2 separate regions of the Mus musculus genome follow, and region 1 is linked to region 2. A link is a loop called in an ENCODE intact Hi-C map of the cell type or tissue named here. Cell type or tissue: heart. All regions are shown on one strand. Each heading gives the region's core, and the rest is flanking DNA. Links, peaks and the distances in the headings are about the cores only. Region 1 overlaps A630012P03Rik (RIKEN cDNA A630012P03 gene). Region 2 has its middle 53 kb from the start of Gpc3.

Region 1 (11,576 bases), core at 4,919-7,418, 50 kb after region 2:
TAGGAAGGTTTGCAGTGGGGAAAAAGAAAGGGAAAATGATATAATTAATTATATCACAATGTCAAAGAATGTAAAACTGTTTAAAAATCAAATTTTGCCGGGCAGTGGCGCACGCCTTTAATCTCAGCACTTGGGAGGCAGAGGCAGGAGGATTTCTGAGTCCGAGGCCAGCCTGGTCTACAGAGTGAGTTCCAGGACAGCCAGGGCTACACAGAGAAACCCTGTCTCCAAAAAACAAACAAAAAAAAAGTATTATTCTGTAGCCCTAGGCTGTCTCAAATTTGTGGGTTATCCTCCTGCTTCAGCTTCCTACTTGCTAAGATTACAGGTATGAAACACCATGCCTGGCAGAATCATGTTTTTGATGCTTTTATATTTTTTGCTGTTTTGAAAAATAAAATGTGTGGATTTTTACGTGTGGGTACATGTTTGTGAGTGTATTTAAGAGTGAGTGTGTGCATAGCTGCAGCTCAGATGGAATCCTCTGTCTTCAGGGTTTGAGGTACTGGGATTATAAGTGCATGCCACAAGGCCTGAAGAATTCTTTTAGATAAACAAGCACATATGGGCGATAGCTCCAGCTCTATTTTTAGTTGCTCCAAGAACTTCCATACTGTTTTTCATAGCTGCTGCACCAACAGCAGGGTGCAAGTTTCCAAATTCCACATCCCCACTAACTCCTGCTATCTATGGAAATATAACGTTTTTTTTTTAATCCTTATTTTGTAAAGTTAAGGCTTTGCTAGATAAGGTTCTTTGCCCAAGGTCACCCAGCTAGCAAGCAGGAAAGTTGGAATTTGGACCCAGGACTCTGTAACTCTGAAACTTAGTCCCATTCCATAACGTTGTCATGCTTCTTTTGATCAATGTGTTGCGACATAAGTTAAAGCAAGTTAAACATAGGAAGAACTACCTTAGTCTTTGATTCCAGAATTGCAATCTGTAAAAGTAAACAGAGGCAGCAGCAAAGTGAGACTGTGCACTAGGCACCACACATTAAAGAGAAAGAGAAAGATCAGTATGTGGGATTTATTTTTTTTAAAGAAATCCAGTTTCATGATGTGTATCAGGCTTGGTATAGGTCCAGTTCAATGTCTCCTCAATGTCATATATTTACAGCATCATTCAAAGACTGGATATGATATAACAGAGCATCAAGGACACGTTAGATTAGATTTCATGTACAGTGTTTACAGAAGCACAGAAACACACAATTCATTTGTGAAATATTTCCATAGGAGGGATTGACATAGACTTCTCAATAAGGAAAACTAATAATGAACCTTCTGAAGAGTTTACTATCTTCATTTCCAAACACTTTAATAATCATACTTCCACACAGTGAATTTTAAATAAACATGATCTATTACCTTTAGTTCTTTACAATCTTAAAGAGCAAATATCAAAGTCTCAGTTGTTTAAACACTTTAATAAGTTAATTTAAAAATCTCTTATTCAGGCCAGGAGGCATGATGGTGCATGCCTGGTAGGTAGAGGCAGAAAGATGCCTAAATCCAGGCTACCATGGGCTTTGTAAAGATTTTGAAACCAGCTGGAGCTACATAGTGAGGCTATGTCTAAAAATAAAAAATAAAAAATCCCTCCGATTTAGATTTCTGGTATTAAATACAATAGAAGTATGTCTGTTTATAACCCCATTCTTTCAACACTGTTTACAACAAGTCTACTCTCCTGCTCATTAGGAAATTATTGAGATTTTAATGTTGTTATGTAGTCCTTCAATTAACAAAAACACTGATCTACTGACAAATACTTCCTGAGGATTCCCTGTGGAGTCATTGCTGAGTTTGTGTTAATAATGCTACGTTTAGTCACGCATTCAACAATATGTATTGAGGTTCTACTATACTCTAGATACTGTTTCATATGCTGCTTCATATCCAGATGTGTAATATTCTCTCAAGGAGTTCCCAGGCATGGGAACACAGATGGTTAGAGGTAGGAAGAACCCTAGAGAGCATGTAATGTAGCCTACAACCTTCAATTTCCAGTTAGGAAGATGCAGTTCCTAATCCCAGGCTACCACGCTTACAGGGAACAGAACATGGACTAGAAACTAATTCTTTTCACTTCTGTTCCTTTGATTACTCTGGTCTATTTGAGAAAACAGGATACTTTTTTACTAAACTACTTCAAAACCATACCAGACAAAAGCTGCTGACAAACCATCTGGTAGTCACTGTCAGTTTAACAGGAGTTAGAGAAAGACTAGAGACATCCAATGGAGTGTAAATCTGGTGACATGCTTTGCTCCCGACAAGTAGTGAGGGTGAATGAGAAGAAGGCATTCCAAGGAAGGAGTCCTTCCCTCTGCCTATCATCATCTTCCTCTAAAGAGTTCCTTTTTGGTACATAGACTAGTATCTTTTTCATTTATAACAGAAAGTGTGATATAAATTACGGGAGAAATAAATGATCAAAATAATATGTAAAGGCTAAGGAGTTCAACCCCTACTCATAATTTACTATGAGATCTTATAAAAAGCAATGACTCATACAACATGTGTTTCCGTTCTTCCTAGAATTTCTCGAAGAAAAGCGAACCAAAGTACTTTATTCTTATGTAATAATTTAGAAGGAAGATCTTTTACAAACTCATCTTCACATAGACTACCTATTATAGGGGAAAGTTTTCTGTGTTGTGACATTAACAGAACTCTACCTAAATAGCCATATGGTCTTCTTTTGTAAAGTAAATGATCACAGGGTTCATTGAAAAACATTTTTGAAATGACGACCATGGGTCAAAGTACTGTTCACACTGAGGCAATGCTTCGTACTTTGTCCCATCTGTCCTGAAGGATCACTTAATCCATATTGCTTTTCTACCTGAGGTGATAAAGTAGTTTGAGAAGGTAAAATAAAAACTAATGTCAGGTGGTGGTGGCGCATGCCTTTAATCCCAGCACTTGGGAGGCAGAGGCAGGTGGATTTCTGAGTTCGAGGCTGGCCTGGTCTACAGAATGAGTTCCAGGACAGCCCAGGCTACACAGAGAAACCCTGTCTTGAAAAAAAAAAAGTAATACAAACATAAGGGCATTTCAAAGAATTATTAGAGTCATCAGTGATGCCAACTTGTGGTGCTTGAAAGTGGCAGCACTATCAACATACTATCAACATTTCTCAACATTGATCTAGGTTCATTCATAGTTGTAGTCCCAGAGCTGGGGAGGTTGAGGTAAGAGAATCAGGAGTTTGAAGTCACTCTTAACTACACACTGACTTTTTTTTTGTTTTGTTTTATTTATTTATTTATTTTTAGGTCAGCCTAGACTCAAAAGTAAAATGAAAAAAATTCAAAACTTTCTTGCCGTGTACTCTTAACTTTTGTCCCTAAAGTCATCACAGAGTCACATAGACCATTACAAGTACTTGGAGTTCACTTTGGGTAGTACTGGATTAGAGGAAGCACAGAGAAGAATTGTATGAACTTCTGTTCATCTAAAGTCCTCAAGTCAGATTGAAGATATAAAGTAAGCATGCATTTGCTTTACTAGGTGGCAAGCAGAGTGTTTCCCTCAGGGGCTGGCAGCAAGTGGAGCCTGGGCCTGGTTGGGAGAGTATGGAACTGCTCTTACTCTCCTTTGACTCCAGGTCACAGTCATACTGGGTTTCCATAACATCACACAGTTTCTTTTTGTTTGTTTGTTTTTCGAGACAGGGTTTCTCTGTATAGCCCTGGCTGTCCTGGAACTCACTTTGTAGACCAGGATGTCCTCGAACTCAGAAATTTGCCTGCCTCTGCCTCCCGAGTGCTAGGATCAAAGGCGTGTACCACCACGTCTGGCTCATCACACAGTTTCTAATGGATAACCTTCATGATAACTAGAGTTGGGCATAGTGCTGAAAATGGCCCTGGCCTGTACTATGCTGTTTAATAAAACATTAATTAAATAATTAATTGTATATGTATACTTTTTTCTGTGCGTGGGCATCTGCATACCTCAGCACTGGTATGAAGGTCAGAGAACAACTTGTGAGAGTTGCTTCACTCTTGCCATCATGGTCGTCTCATGGACCAAACTTAGATTGTCAGACTTGGAGGCAATTTCTCTTACCTGCTGAACCATCTCACTAGACCCATGATATGTTACTTTGGAAATTCCCCCCCCCCCCTAGACTCAACATTGCCAATGAAACTTGGGAAGTAGGGTGGGGAAAATTATTGTAAATATTTGTTACTGTCTATGATGATGGCTACTGATAGCTTCCCACATGTGGCAGGGACTCAGAAAGAATATAGAAGGGAGCAAACTTGGTAAGATGTTAAACTTCCAAATACCAGGTGGCTTATTGGAGAACCAGACTTTAGAAACTAAAGACCCAGAAATTACTTGAAATTTCTATGAAACAGGCATTAAGATGCATATATCACATACCTGAACCATTGTAAATTTTGGCCCACAGTAATTTAAAAACAAGATAAAGCACACAGGAATTACCATGCAGCATATAAAGCTATGCCTTGGACATTACTAGTATTTGAACTTAAAGCTACCATGCTCTCAATTGCCAAAGTACAAAACCACTCAAACTTTCACATAAACACACACACACACACACACACACACACACACACACACACACACACACACACACTACACACCTATGAAGACACAAAATGCTAGAAATACATACGGTATATCTATCTAGTTATAAAAAGATCAATAGACTAAAGGTATGAAGAAATATGTTAGGAGTCAAGATCAATATTCCTTTATGCAAACAAAACACAATAGAATATTTCTTTATTTGTAGTAATCAACATGATGTCCCAAATAAAAGAATTCTCTATTTTTTTTTTATTTTCAAAACTTGGATGCTGACTTATAAGAATTTCAGTAAACTTTGTGGATTTAGTGAGGGCAGAGCATAGTCTCAAGTCTGAAGTGAGGTTAGCCCTCCACAACTCACAATGCAAGCATCCCAGTCACATCTATTAATTTTCCACATACATGGAGCCAAATTCTGCCTGAGATTATTATGCAATTTTCAAAATGGCTTTAAGTCTTTCAACTTACAAAGTTACCATTTACATTGCACTGGCCTGCTGGCTGCGATGGATGAATGAACACTCTTTCCCAAAGGACTATAATTCATCCTCTGATCATAGCTTATACATCTGGGAGAATTGGGATCAGTGTGCCTGGCGCCTCCCCTTCCCTCTGGCCCACAAAGGACTCATACAGTGCAAGGGAAGAGGAGACAAAGTGGCTGTGTGCCATCTAGCTCAGAGGTGTGGCACAAGAGGTGTTGACTGTGAGCAGCAAGCAGCCTAACATATAAGCAACTGTCTACATGATGTGATTTCAGGTGCACCAAAAAAGGCCTCATTGCCCCTCAGTTTAAACACTCCCTTCCCACTGGCGGATGCCTGGAATTCCAGAGTTTTTAGAGCTCTGTTCCTTTGGTTTAAAGCTTTGATCCCTGTTGAAATACTTATACCCCTGGGTGGGCAGCCCCCATTACATCCTATCAACCAGATACATTGAGATAGGATGAGTTTGTCAGCTTCTTCCCTGACAGCAAGTTCGAGAGTGAGGTTAAGAGCAGAAGACACTGTGTACCTGAGAGGGATGGAAAAAGGAGAACAACACCTGGGGGGCAAAGGAACTGGGCCCAAGACAAATAATGTGTGTGTGTGTGGCCATGTGCATGGCTGTGTATGCGCTCCTCCCATGGCGGCAGCTGTTGAACACCCTTTCTTAACCCTCTCCCAGAAATCTTGATTTATGCTGCTTTTGGAGCCATGGAACCAGACTCTCCTCCCTGCTACAGCAAGATAATAGCTGCTGGCTACAGCTGGGAATTCTCGAATTCTTTCAAACTGGAGTCCAGGAGCAAAAGGTGAAGAAAAGTTCTTCTGGGCATGCTGGGCTAGATAGCCTTCCCCTGGGGTCCAAAGGAGAAAAGGGGGTCCAGCCATGCTATCTAAACACTTTCAACTGGGTCTGAGAGCACAGAGCCATGATTGTCCAAGGCGAACGAACACTCTTTCAATCAGCATGTCCTTTTGTAGCCCCACACTGATTACCTCTCTGCTTCTCTTACTGAAGAGTTCAGAGGAATCACTGACAAAAACGGAGCACGAGGAAGGGAGCTTGTCTCGAATGAGGCGAGACAGTTGCTTCTGTAAAAGAGAAAATAGAATTTTTGTCAACACACACACACACACACACACACACACACACACGTGTTTTCTGTTTATTGTTTTTGAGACAAGGTCTCCCTGTGTCTCTCTGGCTGGTCCTGAACATCCAGGCTTAATGCATGCTTCTACCTCAGCCTGGGGAGGGATGGCTGGCCCTACACACACACTCTACCTTTCTTTGCTAGGAAATACAACCTTAATTATTACCCATCTCTGTAGCATGCAGTAGAGAGTTTACACATTAGTAAATGAGTTTCCTTCCTTCCTGTTTTCCTTCCTTTTCTTGTTTTTCAGGACAAGACTTTGTGCAAGCTAGGCTTTACCACGTGCTGTACCGCAATTCACATTCCCCAGCCTCTGGCTAAAGATTATCCGGAGTAAACTTTTTCAACACTGACTGACTAAGCAGTGGAGATGGCTGCCTGTGACATTTCTGGAAGTGTTTCTGACAAAGAAGCCTATCCCACAAAGTCCATTTCAGTGCCTGAAATTCCACTGTGAGAGTCATCACTTGGGGGATTGGGAAGGTTAGAAGCCTTTGAGAGGCACTTATAAAAATGGAAGCACTTCTTCTGCTAGGCAAGGTTGTTTTTTTTTTTTTTTTTAACTCTTCCCTTTGCTTGGCTAAAAGCTCTGAAGTAGGTGCTTGGAGTGAGAGCAGAAACTTCCAGGCTAAAAAATAGTTCTTCAAACTTCAGAGCCAGTCTGTCTCTGACTTAGCTCAAACCCTAGGGACCCACGGACCACCCTATTTGGTTCAATGTATTTCCTATTTCCAATACCACTTAATGTTATCTTCAAACTACCTCATATTTTGCTGAACTGGATACTTAGCTTTGTTTTGATAAAGCTTATGAGGGGAATGCACTCATTATATGTACAGTTTGTAACCCACTGAAATAAAGTTCTTGACAATAAACCCAAGTTTGTGGGTCCACTGCATTGAATCCAGGGATCCACACTTCATTTTGTAAACAGTGCTTTAGTTTATGCATAGCATGTTCTATATTAAAAGCACAGATTGAAAAGGAGGCATAGCCACGTTTTTCCCTAGGTATTTCATACCCAGTAGTTGAAAACAACTGTTGCCTTTGTAGTTCGTTGCATGAGCTCTGGAAGATCATGAATTTATGGGAGGTCATGTCTTCCTCTGCGAGGTCGTGAAATTCAATCAATGCTTGCCTTCCAATTTGCCCTTTGGTCACAGGGCTCCACAGGTGGAACATATCAAACTCACCAGCCAAATTAGGACTCTTAATTGGTGTTTCTTTTAAAGTGGCTATGTCATTTGTCAAATGTTCAATGCAGGCGCAGGCCTAGCCCCAGGCGGAATTATGAAGTAGAAGAATGCCAGATACATAGGCAGCACTCAAATGTTTGTTGAAAAGTGGGGGTGACTAAGCCCTCTGTCCTTGACTCCTTCTCACCCAACCCCCATAGGCACTGGATCAGCATGCACTTTTAATTCTATCTTCTAAATATCTCTGGGACAGTTTTCCCCTTTCAAAACTCCTTTGTCACAAGCCTTTGTCATTTCTTCTGGGCATTAATTTCAGGGCCTCTTAGCTGGTCTTCTTGCTTCCAATCTTTTGCCTTCTTCAAACCATTCTCTGAAACACTGTTGCGGATATCTTTTAATAAGACAAATCTGATCATGTCACCCCTATGCTCAGAATTTCCTTAAGTGGTTCCACAGACTCCTCTGCAGGCTTCTACACTGCACAATCTGGCCCTTGCTTCGCCTCTCCCTCCTGCCTTAGTTCTTTTAACTCCTCAGCCTGAAATCATTACTTGCACCTCCTACTCTCCAAATGGGCCATGCCAGGGCCTCTCTTCTTTGTTCACCCCGTTTCCTTGCCAGGGCACCCTTCCCCCAGTCTTTTCTCACCTCAGCCCCTACTGGGCTTTCAAGTCCGAGTTTAGGCCATCAGCATTTCTGGGACACTTTCTCTGATCCCTCCGCTCAGCCCTCAGAACTCCATCTTCCCTCTTAACACATAATGTGTTAACATTTCACTTTGTTGGCTCCCCATTAGATTTGAAACTCTCTGAGGTCAGGTACTACAGAATGGGTTTCGTGTCTCTGTTTTCTCTTTGTATCCCACAGAGTCAAGCACATAGTAAGAATTCCAATAATGGTTATTGAATGAACAAATGAAGACTTGAATAAATTGCTCAGTTGCCTTCATATTGCTTTCTCTTTCTTCATAGCCCCCTATTCAAGACACAGCCCCCCTCCAGCTGTGTTTATCTATGTCTCCAAGCATACTTCTGTCTAGTTAAAAAAAAGAACACAATCAGACAACAAGCTAGTTTACACCGAGATATCAAATTCATTAATTGTAGAAATACTGAGCTCCTACTACATACAAGACACTGGGCTAAAGTTGTCTACGTGTGCACATGAGTGGAGTCACAAAGAGAACCAATCTGATGGAATGATTCAATTTCTGTAGAGCATAGATAATGATTATATGCTTTTTCTTCTCAAAGGGGCATTTGATTCTCAAAGAAATGTCTTTCCATTGGTGAGAATTAAGTAGAAGAAACGTGGATTGACATCCAGGAAATCTTCTAAATAGGGCTCTACTCCAGGTATGAAACAGACTAACCATGACTTAATGAATTTCATCTGTAAAATGATTTCCTGAATGAGTTACTCTCACCAGCTACACTTTGCTTTATGAGGGTCGCCCGTGATTATCCTGTAGATGATATGATTCACCTAGGAATCAGGATCAAGTGCCTAAATTCACACACACACACACACACACACACACACACACACACACACACACACACATGCACACATTTACTTTGTGTGGTTCTATTGAATGAGACCCAGCAAGCTACACGGGCTTCCAGACCTTTTAGGTACAAAGATGAGCCAGGCTGTGAAATCCAGAGGTCCCCAGCGCTCTGGAACGTGACTATTTGTGGGTAGGCTTTGAGGGCTTGGCCACAGCTGCATTGGGAAAGGGTTCCCAAGAAACCTTTCTCAGAAAACAGCAAGGAGAGGGATTTTGTGCTTAGGAAACCTTGTGTGGGCTCTGGTGGCCAGAAGGAGCCAGATCTGGGTGGGAGAAGGCCTAGGGTCGAGTCGGGTGTGTGTGTGTGTGTGTGTGTGTGTGTGTGTGTGTGTGTGTACCTAAACCGCAGACCTCCACTCCACTCCAAGGAAGATGGAGAGCTTGCAAAGGCTGAAAAGGAAAAGCCCTCCCGGCTGTAGGCCAAAGGGAGGCGGAAAGGAGGAGTGAGGCTGGGGAACTTCTCCCAGAGCCAGTCAGAGGGGACTGCTGCTGGGAAGCCAATCAGCGTGCCTGAGCCTGCAGCCCCTCTGCAGTAGTTATGCCAGAGCGCCCAGTGTAGAGCAGCGGCGAGCGAGTGTCAGGGCAGGATTGCCGGGAGCCACCGCACACGCTCCTTATCCTCTTCCCGCGCCTCTCCCACCAAGGCTTGCCCGCCACCTTGGTAAACCCAATCTCCCAGCTAAGCTCCTTGCCACGCCCCGCATCCCGCAGGCCAGCAGCTACACGACCCCACGCCGTCCTCCAGGCAGCGCGGCTCGCCTTGCCTCGCCCCGCCCCGTCCCTCCTCGCCACGCCCACAAGGCTCCGCCCCGGGCCGCCCCGCACCGCCAAGCTGTTCCCGCCCTCGCCCAGCGCCCAGGTAGCTGCGAGGAAACTTTTGCGGCGGCTGGGTAGCGGCTCCTCTCTTGCTCTGTCGGGCTACTGCCAGACTTGCTGAGTCTCGGGACCGCTCCGGCTCTTATTGCCACTCTCTCGTGCTCTCCTCGCTCCCCCAAGAAGCAGGATGGCCGGGACCGTGCGCACCGCGTGCTTGCTGGTGGCGATGCTGCTAGGCTTGGGCTGCCTGGGACAGGCGCAGCCCCCGCCGCCTCCAGACGCCACCTGTCACCAGGTCCGTTCTTTCTTCCAGAGACTGCAGCCCGGACTCAAATGGGTTCCAGAAACCCCTGTACCAGGTGAGTAGGGGTCCCTTGAGCATTCCCCGCGCACAGTGGAAAGCCAAGGCGCGCGTGGTGGCTCTTCCCAGAGCGCGCTAGCCTGGTGGGGCCGCAGCGGCCGTGCTCTCTGCTGCAGGATACCTGGGAATGGTTGCTGTGCCTGGGGCCTGGACCATCTACCAAGGGAGGGAAGCACAGTATGGGACTCTGTCCACATGCCCCGGGCTCACGCTGCTGTCAGGAACTGTGCAAGCCAGAGCGAGGAACAGCAGAGATCGCCTTTCTAGCGCCCATTTTTTTTGGGGGGGGGAGGGCGGGAAGGTGGGAGCTGGCTCCCCTCTGCTCTTAGCAAACCGGCTTCACAACGTGAAGACTGTGACTCGGGAATTTATCTCCCTTACTAGCACGTCTGCCTTAGCTGGACCCGTAGTTCTGGCCACACTTTATCCACCGTGTGTCCCCCCATGCTTTCCGTTCCCCAGTCTGGGTTCCCGAGGCTGGCCGGGCCCAAGTGCAGGCAAAGTTGAGCACAAATCTTTGAATCCTCAGAGGCTAGAGAAGACACAGTGAAGGAAACTTTTGAGTAGGAGGGTCCTCCAAAACGTGCAAGACTGAGCCTTTCCCTTCAAAACAGCTTCCCTTATCTAGGTTGGCAAATCTCTTTAAAAATCGGCGGTGCTTGGCCTACGGAGCACGAATCCAAAAAGGATTTGACTCCTCCCCCGCCCAAATTCATCTGCCTTGACAGGCTGGACCCCGAAGAGGAGAAGATTTTAGGCAGAGGAAAGTTTCAGAGCGCCTGCCTTTTGTTCTGCACAATCAGATCATTTTGTAGGGGCATATTTTAACCTTAGCTCAGGGCTGCCGCTGTCAACAGATGAATATTAATTGCCTTGTGTGATTGACTGTCCAGCGGTTGGGCGCTTAACGCCTGCCTTAGAATCCAATCAGGGCAAGTTGCTATACTAACAATACGTGCAGGAAGAATGGGTTTCGAAAAGATTAATTTTTCAGAGGTGCGCTTGGAAGAAAGCAGCCAGCCGTATTTGCACACAGACGTTTGTGGCTTCCAGGCTCTCCTTCCGAAGACTCGTGCATCCAGCTAGGCGCTCATCCCGCGCTTGGGAGACATTGGGAACAAGCCTCGCCACAACTTGGCTGGTGGCTCTCAACAAGTCAGGGAGGCGGGCCGGATCGTTGGACCAAGTTGTGAATGCGTATGCGCGCCTTGTGGGCGCTGCCAGGGAGCGTTCACTGGCAGGAGGTTACCTAGGCAGCCAGCGCGCCCTCAGCCTTTTCTTTAGGTTGATGAAAAGAGGCTAGTGAGCCTGCTGTTTAGTTGCAAAGGTAATTGGTCACCCTTTTTTGGTGACTGAAATGCACTTGCGCATATGTTAAATATTGCCTTGCAGGATATCGCTCTAAGGGAGGGTAGAA
Region 2 (11,576 bases), core at 4,387-6,886:
CTTCTAATTACTTTTTTTTTTATTTTAATTTATTTATTTATTATATGTAAGTACACTGTAGCTGTCTCCAGACACTCCAGAAGAGGGCGTCAGATCTTGTTACAGATGGTTGTGAGCCACCATGTGGTTGCTGGGATTTGAACTCCAGACCTTCGGAAGAGCAGTCGGGTGCTCTTACCCACTGAGCCATCTCACCAGCCCTAATTACTTTTTCACATTCCACATGTGTGTGAGAAAATGTGCACTATTTGTCCCTGCAAGTATCATGTGCTCTTTCTCATGTGTGGATCCTAGCTCCTAATTTTTATATGCAGTCATTTATTTGTGAGAGAGTGTGCATATAGGCCATGGAACCAGAAAGGAGCCTGGGAGGGTGGGAAGAGGTTTTAAGGAAGGAGGGATGGGGACTAAGACAACACATGAAACATTTAAATAGAAACGAGAGGACTGGAGGCAGAAGGCTACAGGAGGGGTGGAGCAGGGAGATTGGGTAGGAGCCAGGAAAGAATAGCAACCAAAACCAAGTATATATGAAAATGCCATAAGGAAATTTATTGCTTTGTATGCTGTCTTGGTCACTTTTCCTGTTGCTCTGATAAAAAAAAAAAAAAAAAAAAAAAAAAAAAAAAACCTGGCAAGAACAATGTAAGAGAAGGCGCTCTCTTTCTTTCTTTCTTTCTTTCTTTCTTTCTTTCTTTCTTTCTTTCTTTCTTTCTTTCTTTCTTTCTTTCCTTCTTTTGTTTTTTGTTTTGTTTTGTTTTCAGTTTGAAGTCTCTCATGGCAGAAGAGTTACAGCAGCAGGAACTAGAGGCAATTGGTCACTTTGCATCCACAGCCAAGAAGCAGTGAGAAATGAAAGCAATACTTTTGCTTAGCTCACTTTCTCTCTTTTTCATTAAGTCCAGGATCCTATCCCAGGGACTAACACCATCTGCAGTGGGTGGGGTTTCCTACCTCAACTAACCACAGTGTTCAGCTGCAATGGAGTTTTGATTTGTATTTCCTTGGTAACTAAAAATGTTGAACATTTTCCCATGTAATTATTGGTCATTTGCATTTCTTCGGTGGCATCTGTCTCATTCACTTATTCAGTCATTGACTGGATCACTTGGTCTTCTGGTGACACAATTTTTAGGGTATGTGTGTCTGTCTGTCTGTCTGCCTCCTCTCTCTCTCTCTCTCTGTGTGTGTGTGTGTGTGTGTGTGTGTGTGTGTGTGTGTGTTCTGAACCCTGATCTTATTCAGCTCTTTCCTTTCCTCTCTCTTATCTAGTGTTAGGGGGTTAAAAGGATGAAAGAAAAAGGGGTGGAGAAGGGTGGAAAAAGAAGAACCCATAAAGTAGCAAAAAACCAGCTACAGAATAGTATCTTGATTAAATTTTTGAGGTGGAAAACCCACCCACTGTGGTGGCATCATTCCCTGGAACTTTATCCTGGACTGTATGGGAAAAAGAGAGAGTAAGCTAAGCAAAAGTGTACACACGTGCGTGTGTGTGCAAGTGCTTGTTCTGGATATGAATACTGTCAGCTGAATAGCTGATAAAAAGTTTCCTCTGGTTCTGTAGACTGTGTCTTTACTTCGTTAACTGTTTCCTTTGCTATGCAGAAGCCTTTGAATTGAATACCGCCCCATTCACCAGTTATTGCTGCTTTTTCCTAGACTGCTGGAGTCCTTGTAGATTGAGAAGGGCCTTTCTTATGTTTCCTTCTAGCAGTTTCAAACTTTCAAGTTTTACGTTTAAAGGTCTTTGATCCATTTTGAATTTACTTATTATTACATTTGTTTATTTATTTTGTGTGTGGAGGACACATATGGAGGTCAGAGGACAATTGATTCTTTCCTTTCATCATGTCCATCCTGTAGATCAAACTCAAGTCTTCAGGTTTGGTGGCATTGTCTATCTACTTGAGCCATCTCTCTGGTCTTTGAATTAACTTCTATACAAGAGATAATTTTCTAGATATACGTGTGGATATCCAGTTTTCTAAGAACTATTTGTTAAATAGGCTTTATCACTGTAAATTTTTGGCACCTTTTCAAAAAACTCACGTAGCCTTAATTGCATGTTTGTTTCTAGGTCCTCTGTTCTGTTTATGTGCCTGGTGTGTGTGTGTGTGTGTGTGTGTGTGTGTGTGTGTGTGTGTCAGAATGATAGTGTTTGCTGCTATGTCTCTACAGTGTACTTTCAAGTCAGAGATGAACCTCATCTGAAAAATCACCTCCATCGAATTGGTCATTGGGCATTGTCTTGACTGATGATTTAAGTGGGAGGACCCATTCTAGTGTATTCGGTACTGTCCCTTGGCATATAGCCCTGGTTAGTATAAAAAAAAATTAACAAATGTATCAAGCTATTGGAAACAAGCTAGTAAACAACACTCCTCCATAGTCTCTGGTTCAGTTCCTAACTCCAGGTTTCTGCTTTACTTCCTGTCTTGGCTTTTATTGATGATGGAGTATAATCTGTAAGACAAACACTTTCCTCTCCAAATTAATCAGTGTTTTATCACAGCAGGAGAAACTAGGACACATTTGCTTAGGGGCATTTTGGCTATTTATGGTTCAAATCTTAGCAGTTTTTTCCTATTCACTCAGTACAGTTTCTAAATCATCCACATTATTGCATATATGTTCTATTCCTTTTTCACTGCTGAGTTGTATTTCACTGAATGATACCACAAGATTGTTTTTTTTTTTTAATCTAGTCCTCTACTGCTTAACATTTAGCCATTTTCATCTTTAGAAAAAAGAAATAAGGTTCTTTTTATTGTCATTATTATACAAGACTTTCATGGGCATGTATGCTGGCTAATTTTTATATCCACTTGGCTAGAGTCATATAAGAGGTGGGGGCCTCAATTGAGAGAATACCTCTATAAGATTGGACTGTAGACAAGCCTGTAGGACATTTTCTTAATTAGTGATTGATGGAGGAGGGCCCAGTCCATTGTGGGTGGTGCTACCCCTGGGCTGGTGGTCCTGGGTTCTATAAAAGCAGGCAAGCCATTGGGAGCAATCTAGTAGGCAGCAGCACTTCAATGGCCTCTGCATCAGCTCCTGCCTCCAGGTATCTGCCATTACTGCTTTTGATGATGAAGTGTTATAAGGAACTCTGGGTGAAATAAACCCCTTCCTCCCCAAGTTTCTTTTGGTTATACATTTCATCACAGCAAAGTAACCCTAAATAAGACAGCATGCTTCTTTTCCCATAGGCAAAACCTAAGAAGTAGAGAGGAAGGGAAGTATGGAGGGCATCTCTTTATAGCATTGTATGTAAGTAGAGAACCCCTAGCAAGCTGATGTTGAGTTTTAGAGTGCTAAGATGGCATGTGTTCAAAATTCTGTTCACAGCCAGGTGGTGGTGGCCCAAACCTTTAATCCCAACACTAAAGATGCAGAGACAGATGGTTCTCTGTGAGTTTGAGGGCAGTCTTATTTTACACAGCATGTTCCAGGACTGCCAGGACTGCACAGAGATACCCTGTCTTGCAAAACAACAACAGCAGCAGCATTCTGTTCACAAAGCTGTGTCTGGGACTAGCACTGAGCTAGTCCCTGGTACTGTCTCAACCATGGGGATAAGAGATCTTCAGATGCAGTGATCATGGCCTTGCCTTGAGCTGTGTTTTTTCCATCACCCTCCTTCCATTTTGATGGCCACTGTATCTAATGACCTATGTGTTTAAAGGCAAACAAGCAAATCCCTAATTACCTTTTCCACATCTAATATACATTTCTAAATTCCAAGTTTCTGGAAGCTTAAGGTACAATGTATTCTAGTTTCCAAGTTCCACATATTAGTGATCCAATCGTGGCCACATCCTTATAGATGAAAGAAACAGTTAAAATTAAACAACTGCTGGAGAGTCTGGTTCTCTGAGAACCACGTTCCGGGCTTATCTAGCCATGCTGGAGTCAGTAATCCCCACAGACCATTTGCATGGCTAGCTTATGCGGCTGGCTGGGCTCCAGCTAATTGGCCATGGCTAGCGCTTGCTTCAGACCATGTTTACTTCATCCTGTGTCTCTGGATAGCATTCCTCTGACTTTGCTCCTGGATTTATTCCAAGCAGGTATCTCCTGTTCTTAATGAGTTCCAGGGAAGGAGCTTCATTCCACAGTCTCCTTTGACAGCTTATATTATAGTGCTTTATGATATTGTCAAGAAGTGCCTTTCTCTTTCCTCTACACCTCATTTCCTCCTTTTCTGAATTAGTGAAAGTAGAGATGAGGCGGCCACTGCCTTCTCCCATGGTAGCCCTTATGTCCTATGGAGGTAGTTTAGTTTGTTAGCTCTCAAACTTCTTTTTGGAAAGATTAGAGAATATATTGTGGTATGCTTCCTTCCTGGGATAGCACTAAGGGTGAATGAATCAACCCCCATGACGGCTGAAATGACTCTGGGGTACTTGTCCCAGCTGGACTGTTACCATGCAGACATTTTATCATTCCCTGGTTTGTATTCAATTAACACTTTTTTTCACAAGCCAGGGGGAAGCACCTAATATTTTTCCTTGATGACTGGGCAAAGCACATTATTCAGATACTAACCAGGCTGGTCCTGCCTAATGTCCAGTTTTCTGGATAATGTGTGATTCTTAATTTGAAACTCTGCCTTGTGTTTACAATATGACCATCTCAGGTCTGTGGCTTATAGCCTTAATGGCTTTTCCCTTTCCCTTCCTCTTTCTTTCCTTTCTTTCTTTCTTTCTTTCTTTCTTTCTTTCTTTCTTTCTTTCTTTCTTCCTTCCTTCCTTCCTTCCTTCCTTCCTTCCTTCCTTCGTTTCTTCCTTCCTTTCTTTCTTTTCAGAAAACATCTTTTAGATTGTTGTGTGAGAAGGAATTTGACGTACCTCCAGGACCAGCCTAGCCTATGTAACTACTAATAAGTGATGTGTTTGTGTGTTGGATATTCATGTATGTATGAGATATCATATATTATGTGTGAGTGCAACTAGGTGTTTTAAGTCTGGAAGAACAGTGTACTATAATGGTTAAAGGCATTGTTATCAGCGTTGGACAGACCTGAGTTTGTATACTAGTATTGTTTGTTTTTCTATGATTTTAAACAAATTAACTCCATGTGTCCCTTTTCCTTATTTCTAAAACGAGTGTGGCTATAGCATTACCTATCTGACTGAGTAAACAAATTGTGGTAGATCCATACAGTGGAATACTACTCATCAATAAAAGAAGTGAACTAGAACAGCAAGTTTTGTGTTATATGTGTTTTACCATAATTTAAAATATGGAATAAACCAAAACCATTGAATCAAACATTTTAAAAGAGAAAACTGAAAGTTATGTGAATTATCTCTTAATGAAGCTGTTGTAAGAATCGGGATGTTGATATAGATATCTGCTTGGATGGATCCCAAACTAATTAGCTTGAGTGAAAGAAGCCAGACAAGAAAGAGTATGTGCCATATGATTCCATTTATACAAAACTCTAGAAAATGCGCACTAATCTACGGTGATGGAAAGCAGATCAGCAGTTGTTTGAGGAGGGGGTGGAAAGGCAGGGGGCCTGGGAATGGTCAGGAAGGAGAGAGGCAAAGAGAGGCAAGGAAACTCTTAGAGATGATAGGCATGTTAATTATCTTGATTGTGGTAATAGTTGCATGGGTGCATATATGTGTCAAAGCTCATCAAATTTACACTTTAAATATGTGAGCTATATTATATGTCAATTATATCTTTAAAATGCTCATTTAGAGAATAGTAACTTTTTTTTAAATACAGCAGATGAGGTTGAAATGACACACTGAATAAAAATGAATGGGCACATGGTAAGTGCTCAATAAATCGTTACTTAAAAAGTAGTCATCAGTGAGGAGTCAGGTGGGGAGGTAGCTCAGGAGTAGGTGGGGTGTTTGCATTTTAAGCACAAAGCCCCATGTTCAGTCCTCAGCAGTGAAAGAAACGGGCATGATGGTGCACAACTGCAATCCTAGAGCTGGCGGGTAGAGCCAGGAAAATCAAAGTTATCCTTTGCTATATATCAAGTATGAATTCATCCTGGGATACATGAAAACTCTCCAAAATATTAGTGAGGGCAAGGACATGAAGCAAGTGGGGTTATGTGGAAGTCTTTCAATCGCTTAGCTCAGTTCACTTGAACATTCACCTATTGAGCAAGTCCTAGGGTGAGGCTTGCACCTAATCTCAACAGCAAACCAGAATATTGGACATCTTCCTCCATCAGGCAAAAGCGCAACTTTTCAGTGTTTGTGACAGGTAGGTTAATGGGCCAGTACCCGAAACATCACACATAGCAAGTTTAGATGGTCTAATACCAAGCAATTTTTGCCTTCTTCACAGACAAGGCTTATCCTATTTAAAGGTGTCATAGTCATTTAAAGGAGAGGAAGTGGCCCGCCAGTTTGCTTTATGCTGCTCTAAGAGAATACATGAAATGTATGGGTACTGTCGGGCGTGGTGGCGCACGCCTTTAATCCCAGCACTCGGGAGGCAGAGGAAGGTGGATTTCTGAGTTCGAGGTCAGCCTGGTCTACAAAGTGAGTTCCAGGACAGCCAGGGCTATACAGAGAAACCCTGTCTCAAAAAACCAAAAACCAAAAAAAAAAAAAAAAGAAAAAAGAAAAAAAAAAGAGAAAGAAAGGAAGAAAGAAAGAAGTGTATGTGTACTATATAAAGAATAGACACTGGTCACAGCTGTGGAGATTGGAAAGTCCAAGATCAAAGCACCTACAGCTTCAGTGTCCGTTGAAGAGGAGAGAGCCAGTATATCGAGATGGTGCTTTGAGTGTTGGATCCTCCAGAGAAAGAGAGGATACTATACCCTGTGGGACAGGACAGCAGAAGTGCCAAGAGACATACCTGTTCCTGAGAACCATACTAAGGTATTGAATCCACCATGAGGGAAGATACCAAGTTACCTCTTAAAGGTCCATCTCTTCATACTTTTACAATGGCAATTAAATATCAAAGCAAATTGTTAGGGGCAAACAAGTACTCAAACAATCCCAGAACCTCACAAGAGGAATTCAAGCCTATCCTGGCCCATGAAAAGCAGGAGCCCACCACCCTCATACTAATTTTCTATAGTTCACAGATCAACAAACAGAGTGAATTAGAATTATACATATTCACTGTCTGATGTTGTTCCATTACTCAAAAGAGGAGACACAGGGCAGTTGTATTCCCTGATCACCTTCAACAAGCCTGGCCCCACAGCATTAATGAGACTTCATTTTCATTCAGGTGTCCGAAGAAGGAAAGATCTAAGCTTCTAAGCTTCCCCCGAGTTGTTAGCAGAATTCATTTCTTTGTGCCTCATTTCTTGATGACTATTCTCTTCATACTCAGGTCCGACCAAACAATTTGCTTCTTTAAGACTAGCAGCGATATGCTTCCTACCTCAAGAATAGCCCATGTCCTCTGTTAAGGACTCTTGACCTGATTAAGTAACAGCCAACCCCAAACTTCTTTAACTCCATGGTAACTCCTTTGGGAGTTTTCACCACGTCTTTACAATGTGACCACTGGACAGCATTGCATTATCAGTATAGGCCCAGAGCTATGGGGAAGCTGAGAGCATTGTATAAGGGGTGAAACAAAGAAGTGGTAATCTCGAGGTGATCTTAGAAGCTGGCCTTTGATGCTTTTCTGTAATGTAGTGGGCATATTGGGAACACTTATATCTCTCTCTTCAGCTTGTATGCCTCCCTCCCACAAAACAAAAAACAAAAAACAAAACAAAAACAACAACAACAAAAAAACCAGAATCTACTTATTGTAGAATACAAACAGGATGTTTCTGCATGTGTGCCTGCTAAACAGAGAGTTGTATGTGCGCACCATATTTTATGGCAAGTTGATACCTTGACCATTTAGGAAATCACAATGCCATTTCATTTTCTTTCTAGAAAGATATCCATAGGTACATTTGTGCAACTGGGAAGAATATTTACGATATTATTTCAACCCCATCTGTCTCAGCACTAAGCCTTAACAATATATGTTACAAAAAGCAAAGAGCTGCTGGGCGGTGGTGGCGGCGCATGCCTTTAATCCCAGCACTCGGGGAGGAAGAGGCAGGCGGATTTCTGAGTTCGAGGCTAGCCTGGTCTACAAAGTGAGTTCCAGGACAGCCAGGGCTATACAGAGAAACCCTGTCTTGAAAAAACAAAAAGCAAAAAAAACAAACAAAAAAGCAAAGAGCTGGCAATGCTGGCACTTGCTTTAGCACTTAGGCAGAGGCCAGAAGATACCAGGTTCAAGGTCAGCCTGGGCTACATGGTGAGACGTTGTCTCACAAAAAGAGAAAATGTATATTACTAGAACGGTGCTCAGTTCTCCAGTGCTGATGTGAGGTTGTGCCAGAGGTCAGATCAAGCCTGTGTCTGCCCCCTGAACAGGCCAGATACCTCATCTAAACTGCCTTCCGTCGCAGCTCCTCACTCCAGGTAGCCAGACAGGCACTCGGACCAGTTTGTCCTTTCAAAGCATTTTAACAAAGCTTTGGAGAATGACTCACAATGCACCACCCCCCAATGGAAGTGACACAATGTTCACCCACTGACAAATGACAAATCAAATAGCCATGCAAAAGAGTATGTTTAGTTATAGGAAGGCATGAAGTCTTGATACATGCTTTAACATACATGAACCTTAAATCCATGGTGTGATGCGAGAAGAAACCAACCCCAAAAGATTACATGGCAAATATGCTAACCCACAGAAGTGGAAAATAAAGATTGGTAGTTGTCTAGAACTGGAGAGGTCATGAGAGATGGGAGGTGAGCATCGGTGAGTGCTGCTTTTCATGTTGAAGTGATGTATCTTGTAAAATTAGAAAGTAGCAATGGTTTCGCAGCTCTGTGCGTATACTAAAACCACCGAATTATATATTTTAAATGGGTGAATTTTATGGTATGAGGATTATATTTCAATAGTGCTGTTATTTTAAATTATCAACCAACCAAGACATACTTAATAACTTCTCTGCGTTTGATATGGGGTGACCTTCCCTAAAGTTACCTAATATGTAGCAGTGTGAAGAGAGAGCGGCAATTCCCATCCACCGGAAATGCCTTGAATTTTTGTTGCCATTTTATGAGCATAGATGAGAGAAGGAGAGACAAAAGGCATGTTTGGATAAAATTTCCTCCAGAATAAAGTTTCATTTAGCCTCAAACTTTCCTATTCAAACTGTAGCGTGAGCACCTCCTGGGAGCTTGTTGGAAATGCAGCATCACGAGTTCCACCAAGAAGCACAGAATCACAATCTACATTTTAACAAGATCCGCAGGTGTTCGGCATGCGCAGTGCAGCGGGAGAAGCACTAGCCTGAAGGTTGGCAAGATGACTTCATGACACTTTAATTTGCCCTTTAATCAGTCTGTAGGTAAAGTGCTGGCATATTTAATATTGTATTACGATGAATATTCTCTATATAAAGTCATTTTAGATGCAATCCTAGTCTTTAAAAGTGAAAATGAGTCTATCTTAATATAATTTCTATTCTTGTTTTTATCCAGTTACTTTTCATAGCCTTTTAAAAAATCCTGCAACACATTCTTTTCAGTGATAATATTGCAATGATAATTTGGTATTATTGTAAACAACGTTTTTTTTTCCAAATTAAAGAAAATAAACTATGCTTGGAATTTTAAAAGTGTGAGTGGTTTTGAGGATAATATTGAAATTTTGAGTTAAACTCAGTTGTAAAGAACCCTATTTAATGTATTATTTGTTTAATATGCCAAAAAGGTAAGTTACACTGCCCAGTTAAAAGCTGCATGCTTTTAAAGCATTGTTGTGACCTTTTAAAATTGCATAAAATTGCTTTAATGGGATTGCTCATTCATTTATGTAAACATTAAGATAAAAAGACTGACCGGTTTCATAAAATAAAATGGCTAGGTACATTGATTTGAGCAATATTTGATAAGTCTGTTACATTTATGTAGGGAACATATTACAAACCCTGAGAAAATTTGTAGCTATCACTAATATATGCATTTTGCAAAAACCCAGATAGTTCTCTCCTTGCCTTCTCAAAGCAGTATCACGTCTTTTAAATACCCATTTGGATGATAAAATGGCTTCTTGAGTTTTCCCTCTTGCCAGGGATTTTATTTTGCAGTGCAATTGCAGCCTCTCTCAAGTGTGAGCATCTGGCCATTAATAATTGCCAAGTAGGCCAGAACCTGTGCTCATTTCCTTCCCCAGTCATTGTGGCAGAAAGAGGGTGTGGATGATTTGTGGTATACCCTAGGTACCCTTCATTAACAAGGTTTGTGTGTTTCTACACAATTTTCATGGTCACTTCGTTGATTGATCTCTGACTGTGCGAGTCTCCAGAACCTAAATTTGAGAAGCTTTTCTCTTAAGAGGCTGTGCCTCTACATCTGCAAGTAGCCATGGGACATTGGTTTCTCAGAAAAGTTCAGCACATCGGATGTCAGCCGAATCGAAGAGTTCAGACTGAGACGTTATCCTCTGCTTTGGCCCAAGGCTTCAAATGCCCAAAGAAATATTGCTTCAGCTATCTATTATAAAGGCAATTAATGCCCTCTCCTGGCTTCAAGGCTCAGACCCTAGATACTGATAATAACTATCCATGTAGTTTATCCATAATCTTTTGGCTAACCCAACATTTGGGGGTTTAGGTTTGACCTACTGTCTTTTTTTTTTTTAAAGCTCTGTAGGTTGAATATAGGGAGTCATGAACTGATGCATGTTAGACACGTGCACTGCCACTGAACTACATCAGTGGCCCTCTATTCTGAGACAGGGCCTCACTGAATTGCCCAGGTTAATTTGAATTTACTCTGTAATCCAGACATACCTTGAAATTATGATGCCTTTGCTTCCTAAGTAGCTGGGAGCACACACCTGTACCACCATCCACCATGCTTGGCCACTCCTTTTCTGTATCTGTATGTTCTGCATGATTATTTTTCATCATTTCTTTTCTTTTCTTTTCTTTTTTTTTGAGACAGAGTTTTTCTGTGTAGCCCTGGCTGTCCTGGAACTCACTCTGTAGACCAGGCTGGCCTCAAGCTCAGAAATCCGCCTGCCTCTGCCTCCCAAGTGCTGGGATTAAAGGTGTGCGCCACCACTGCCCAGCTTATGATTATTTTTCAAATCTACTTTGTCCTTTCAAACTTCCATTTTTAAAAATATGACAATAGTTTCTTCCCTTTCTTTCCACATGACTTCAGTATCTATTACAACAGTTTTCTGCCTGTCTCTCTATTGCTATGTTCAGGGTACGACTTATGGAATATACGATTTATGAGGTGGCTCTAATTGGGCTGAGAGGATTGACTGAAAATATCCCTCCATGAGCTTGTATGCTTACATAATTGGTCCTCAGTTGGTGGTAGTGTTTGGGAAGAACTAGGTGATATGGCCTTGTAGGAATAGTGGTGTGTCACTGGGGTTAGGCTTTGAGATTTCAGAAGACTCACACCATTTCCACTGTGACTCTCAGCCTCCTACATATGGATCAAGCTGGTAGCTCTCTGGTAGTTCCTGCTTGTCATGCCTTTGTTTTGCCATCATGGACTCTAACCTTTTGAAACTGTTAAGCCCAATTAAAAATC

Evidence for each region. Hi-C counts contacts between places; a loop is a spot of excess contacts. Peaks named below come from ENCODE experiments on the same cell type or tissue, not always from the same donor. Only the 100,000 strongest peaks of a DNase experiment are listed, where the experiment ranks them.
Region 1: it touches region 2 in a loop (5-fold over the local background); 2 of 42 quality-filtered maps call a loop at or near these places.

Annotation. Positions count from the first base shown.
Region 1 is chrX:52,612,214-52,623,789 of GRCm38, reverse strand. A630012P03Rik (RIKEN cDNA A630012P03 gene) reads right to left here. Exons shown (of 5, transcript NR_045367.2): 5 at 4,743-6,151. Gpc3 (glypican 3) reads left to right here and starts at 9,816. Exons shown (of 8, transcript NM_016697.3): 1 at 9,816-10,157. The coding sequence starts at 9,986. In heart, for the core only: no CTCF peak of the experiment used is centred there; no DNase peak of the experiment used is centred there; H3K27ac peaks cover 1,575 bases.
Region 2 is chrX:52,661,307-52,672,882 of GRCm38, reverse strand. No RefSeq gene overlaps it. Among named protein-coding and RNA genes, the nearest start is that of Gpc3, 53 kb to the right of the region's middle. In heart, for the core only: no CTCF peak of the experiment used is centred there; no DNase peak of the experiment used is centred there.